Regions from separate parts of the Homo sapiens genome. Here region 1 is linked to region 2. The links are chromatin loops, found by intact Hi-C in ENCODE. Cell type or tissue: dorsolateral prefrontal cortex. All regions are shown on one strand. Links, peaks and the distances in the headings refer to the core of each region. The heading gives the core; the rest is flanking DNA.

Region 1 (2,919 bases), core at 168-2,667, 83 kb before region 2:
TTTGGATTTCAGGCACAGCTGACCAGCATTAACATTGAAACAGACCTGAAGACTGACTAAACAGGTTCTTTGGAACAATAAAATACCAACATGATGGATAATAGGCCCTGAAGAAATCAAGTATTTTATCTTAAAATACAGTTCTTTGACATATTTTGAAATGGCCCTGCAAAGCTGTTTCTTGTGGGGAAAATCTACATCCTGTAGAGAATCCCCTTCCCTTTCCAGGTCTTTTTCCTGATCCAGAAGAGAATTAACGGAGTCTGGCACCTTTTTAAGTCTCCCAACAAACATTTACAGTCTATTCTCTTTGAAGCCTGCTACCTGGAGGCTTCATCTGTATAATAAGAACCTTGGTCTCCACAACTCCTTAGTTAACCCAGACACTCCCTTCTATCGATTCTAGGTCCTTAGGTAAACTCAACCAATTGCCATTCAGAAAACCTTTGAATCCACCTATTCAAATATTAGCGGGGACCTGGAACTGACCCTCTGATACGGTTTGGCTGCGTCCCCACCCAAATCTCAACTTGAATTGTATCTCCCAGAATTCCCACCTGTTTTGAGAGGGACCCACGAGGAGGTAGTTGAATCATGGGGGCTGGTCTTTCCTGTGCTATTCTCACGATAGTGAATAAGTCTCACAAGATCTGATGGGTTTATCAGAGGTTTCCCCTTTTGCTTCTTCCTCATTTTCTCTTGCTACCACGCTGTAAGAAGTGCCTTTCACCTCCCACCGTGATTCTAAGGCCCTCCCAGCCATGTGGAACTGTAAGTCCAGTTAAACCTCTTTTTTTTTTCCAGTCTCAGTTATGTTTTTATCAGCAGTGTGAAGATGGACTAATACAGTAAATTGGTACCAGTAGAGTGGTGTGTTGCTGAAAAGATACCTGAAAAGGTAGAATCAACATTGGAACTGGGTAACAGGCAGAGGTTGGAACAGTTTGGAGGGCTCAGAAGAAGACAGGAAAATGTGGGAAAGTTTGGAGCTTCCTAGAGACTTGTTGAATGGCTTTGCCCAACATGCTGACATGTTGACAATAATGACAGCTGACAATAATGTCCATGCTGAGGTGGTCTCAGATGGAGATGAGAAACTTGTTGGGAACTGGAGTAAAAGTGACTCTTGTTACGTTTTAGCAAAGAGACTGGTGGCATCGTGCCCCTGCCCTAGAGATTTGTGGAACTTTGAACTTGAGAAAGATGATTTAGGATACCTGGTGGAAGAAATTTCTAAGCAGCAAAGCATTCAATAAGTGACTTGGGTACTGTTAAAGTTTTATAAGGGAAGCAGATCATAAAAGTTTGGAAAATTTGCAGGTTGACTATGTGATAGAAAAGAAAAAACCATCTTCTGGGGAGAAATTCAAGCTGGTGTCAGAAATTTGCATAAGTAGCAAGGAGCCTAATGTTAATCCCCGAGACCATGGGGAAAATGTCTCCAGGCCATGTCAGAGACCTTCATGGCAGCCCCTTCCACCATAGGCCTGGAGGCCCAGGAGAAAAAAGTGGTTTTGTGGGCCAGGCCCAGGGTCTCCGTGCTGTGTGCAGCCCAGGGACTTGGTGCCCTGTGTCCCAGTCACTCCAGCCATGATTGAAAGGGGCCAACATACAGCTCAGGCTGTGGCTTCAGAGGGTGGAAGCCCCAAGCCTTGGCAGCTTCCATGTGGTGTTGAGCCTATAGGTGCACAGAAATCAAGAATTGAGGTTTGGTAACCTCCACCTAGATTTCAGATGTATGAAAACGCCTGGATGCCCAGGCAAAAGTTTGCTGCACAGGCAGGGGCTTCATGGAATACCTCTGCTAGGGCAGAGCAGAAGGGAAATGTGGAGTTTAGAGCCCCCACACAGAGTCCCTAATGGAGCACTGCCTAGTGGAGCTGTGAGAAGAGGGCCACCGTCCTCCAGATCCCAGGATGGTAGATCCACTGACAGCTTGCACCATGCACCTGGAAAAGCCGCAGACACTCAATGCCAGCCTGTGAAAACAGCTGGGAGGGAGGCTGTACCCTGCAAAGCCACCGGGGCAGAGCTGCCCAAGACCATGGGAACCCACCTCTTCCATCAGCATGACCTGAATGTGAGACCTGGAGTCAAAGGATATCATTTTGGAACTTTAAAATTTGACTGCTCCACTGGATTTCGGACTTGCATGGGCCCTGTAACCCCTTTGTTTTGGCTAATTTCTCCCATTTGGAATGGCTGTATTTACCCAATACCTGTACCCCCATTTTATCTAGGAAGTAACTAGCTTGCTTTCGGTTTTACAGGCTCATAAGCAGAAGGGACTTGCCTCGTCTCAGATGAGACTTTGGACTGTGGACTTTTGGGTTAATTCTGAAATGAGTTAAGACTTTGGGGGACTGTTGGGAAGGCATGATTAGTTTTGAAATGTGAGGACATGAGATTTGGAGGGGCTAGGGGTGGAATGACATGTTTTGGCTGTGTCCCCACCCAAATCTCAACTTGAATTGTATCTTCCAAAATTCACACCTGTTTTGGGAGGGACCCAGGGGGAAGTAATTGAATCATGCTGGCTGGTCTTTCCCATGCTATTCTCGTGATGGTGAATAAGTCTCATGAGATGTGATGGGTTTATCAGGGGTTTCTGCTTTTGCTTCCTCCTCGTTTTCTTTGGCTGCCACCATGTAAGAAGTGCCTTTCACCTCCCACCATGATTCTGAGGCCTCCCTAGCCATGTGAAACTGTAAGTTCAATTAAATCTCTTTTTCTTCCCAGTCTCAGGTATATGTTTATCAGCAGCGTGAAAATGGACTAATACAGCCCCCTCACCCCGAGTTGTCTCATGTTTCCCAAGTTGTCTCACATTTTCAGGGCATGTTTCTGGACTGAACCACCATCTTTCATGTACTGATGTCTTACATCCACCTAAAATGTATGATACCAAACTATATGTAG
Region 2 (2,919 bases), core at 248-2,747:
AACATGTTTGCCTTCCTTATCTAAGGAATGAAGATGTACAGACCAATGGGAAGAACCTCATCAACTCTAAATTCTCTTTAGCAATTAGCAAATTTGCCACCTGCTATTGGTGGAATCGTGTCCCCCAAAGAGATATGTTGAAATCCTAACCCTTGATACCTGCAAATGTCACCTTATTTGGAAATTGGATCTTTGCAGATGGAATCAAGTTAAATTGAGGTCATTAGTTTGGGCCCAAATCCAGTGTGACCAGTGTTCTTATATCAGGTTGGTGCAAAAGTCATTGTGGTTTTTGCCATTACTTTCAGTTACTTACTTACTAACTACTTTCATTACCACAATTATTTTTTTCTTTTTTTTTGAGATGGAGTTTCGCTTTTGTTGCTCAGACAGGAGTGCAATGGTGCGATCTCAGCTCACTGCAACCTCTGCCTCCCAGGTTCAAGTGATTCTCTTGCCTCAGCCTCCCGAGTAGCTGGGACTACAGACACATGCCACCACGCCCAGCTAATATATATATTTATTTTTTGGTAGAGATGGAGTTCTATACCATGTTGGCCAGGCTGGTCTTGAGCTTCTGGCCTCAGGTAATCTGCCCGCTTCAGCATCCCAAAGTGCTGGGATTACAGGCTTGAGCCACTGCACCCAGCCACCACAATTACCAACCTTATAAAAAAAGAGAAATTTAAACACAGATGTATACACAGAGGAGAATGCCATGTGAAGACACAGAGACAAATAAGGAGAAGATGACCATGTGACAACAGAGGCAAAGATTGGAGTACTGTCTCTCTAAGCTAAGGATCACCAAAGATGGCTGGTAACTGGCAGAAGCTAAGATAGAGGCAGGGAACCAACTCTCCCTCACAGCTCTCCAGAAGAGACCAACCTTGATGATATCAAACTTCCAGCTTTCAGAACTGTGAAATAATAAATTTCTGTTGTTTCAAGCCACCTACTTTGTGGTAACTTTTTATGAAAGACCCAACTAACATACCACCCAGGGGCTGAAGTGAAATAACTCAAAGACATTCTGTAGCGTGTTCCCCTCAGGCCATTTTTATGAAATGTCCTGCTCCTTACTACTTAGATATCTCAGTAATGAAACAAAGTTAATGATCCTGACTGTCATCAGGAATCCATACCACACACAGGCTACCCTTTGGTTTCACTTTGATTTATCTTTTATTTGGATAATCTGGGAGTTTTAAAGTCAAATGGAGAATGATCATTTTAATACTTTTCCTCTTCTAGTTATGTGAATTCAGAGTCAATGCCCGGGGCAGTTTGGCAAGCTGTCAGTAACTGATAACATGACCGAAAAACCTGATACATCAGCTGTTGTTCTACTGTACTAGCTTCTTTGGGTACTATGAGCTCATGAAATACAACAAAGCACTGTTCTGTCTAAACTCTTCTGAATATATGGCTCATGTTCATGGAACTCCCATTGTCTTAGTCTGTGCCTGTCAAAGGGGCAATTCTCTGACATCTTTGTTTTCTTTTAGAGCGTTCTCCCCTAATTTGATCTATACTTGACAACATGGGTGTAAAGAGCACCATGTCCCTGGTATAGCAGAAGCACACACAGGCACTGCAAAAACCATTCTTCAGTGTTGGACTGTTCCAGTGGGCCTACTGTAGAGCCAAAGGCAGGGAATTTCACAGGCGGAAGAATTATAATAGCTAACATTTATTGAGTGATTCCTATGCACCAAACACTCCTTTGGGTGCTTGCTAAAGGATAACTCCTTTCATTTTGACAACAAATCTATGAGGCAGATACTATAGGTATCCTCACTTTAGAGCTAAGGAACCCGAGTTAATGTGATAAGTAAAACTTGCCAAGATCACAAGACTGGTGAGGGCCAAGATATGAGCCCTGCTGCTCTGGCTGCAAAATCTTGTCTTTAATAGTTACCCTGTTGGCTTTTTACCTGGGAAATAAACTCTCATACGTTGTAATGTTTTCCTCACCAAAACTGGTGTTTTTTTATGTCCTTTTCGGCTAATGCAAAATTTGCATCTATGTATTTGCCCAAGATGGCAGGATCATCCTTGCAGGAAAAGCACCGAATCAGACAGCCTCTGGATCCCCGCTCTAGGGGATTCATGATGTGATCATGATATAGATGTTTATATATCATGATCATTGAGCACTGTGATGTCAGAGCCTTAATCCTTTAATATAACTTTAAGTACAGACTCTTAAGCACCAAGTATGGCTAAAATACATTGCTTACTTACTATCTCGTCAGCACTGTTCCATATGCTTTAGTATAAATTATTGCCTTTAATTTTCATATTATCTCCATTTTATGGATGTGAAACTGAGACTTAAACTAAATGGTAGGCCAAGCTTGCAGAGCTCATAATGGCAGAAGTGAGATGTACTTTTATGCAGGAGATAAGAGGGGCAATGCAACCAATTCCTGATCTTAGAGAACTGGCTACCAAGTACAGGAAGAAAAATCTGCATAGGAATAGAAGAAAATTTGATAGCTAATATTTATTAGATATTTCCATGTGCCATCAAGTGTACTTTACATGATTATCTTTTTAATTTTTAAACATTAAAAAATTGATAAAAATTACATATTATTGTATATATTTTAAAAACATGTTTTGAAATATGTGTACGTTGTGGAATGATTAAATCAAGCTAATTAACATATGCATTACCTCATGTATTTATCATTTTTTTGAGATAAGAACACACAATCTACTCTCAGTGATTTTCAAGCGTAAACAATACATTATTATTATCTGTAGTCACCATGTTGTACAATAGATTTCTTGACTGTATCCCTTCAATGAAATTTTGTATGTTTTGGCCAACATTTCCACAAATCCCACTCCCCTGCCACCACCAAGTCCCCAGCCCCGGTAGTCACCATTCTTCTCTCTACTTCTATGAGT

The links. A loop is a pair of places that touch in the nucleus more often than their neighbours do. Peaks named below come from ENCODE experiments on the same cell type or tissue, not always from the same donor. Only the 100,000 strongest peaks of a DNase experiment are listed, where the experiment ranks them.
Region 1: it touches region 2 in a loop (4-fold over the local background); 20 of 110 quality-filtered maps call a loop at or near these places.

Annotation. Positions count from the first base shown.
Region 1 is chr6:53,551,220-53,554,138 of GRCh38, forward strand. No RefSeq gene overlaps it. Among named protein-coding and RNA genes, the nearest start is that of GCLC, 7.6 kb to the left of the region's middle. In dorsolateral prefrontal cortex, for the core only: no CTCF peak of the experiment used is centred there; no DNase peak of the experiment used is centred there.
Region 2 is chr6:53,634,222-53,637,140 of GRCh38, forward strand. No RefSeq gene overlaps it. Among named protein-coding and RNA genes, the nearest start is that of LINC01564, 7.3 kb to the left of the region's middle. In dorsolateral prefrontal cortex, for the core only: no CTCF peak of the experiment used is centred there; a DNase peak (open chromatin) is centred at 1,300; H3K4me3 peaks cover 792 bases; H3K27ac peaks cover 2,500 bases.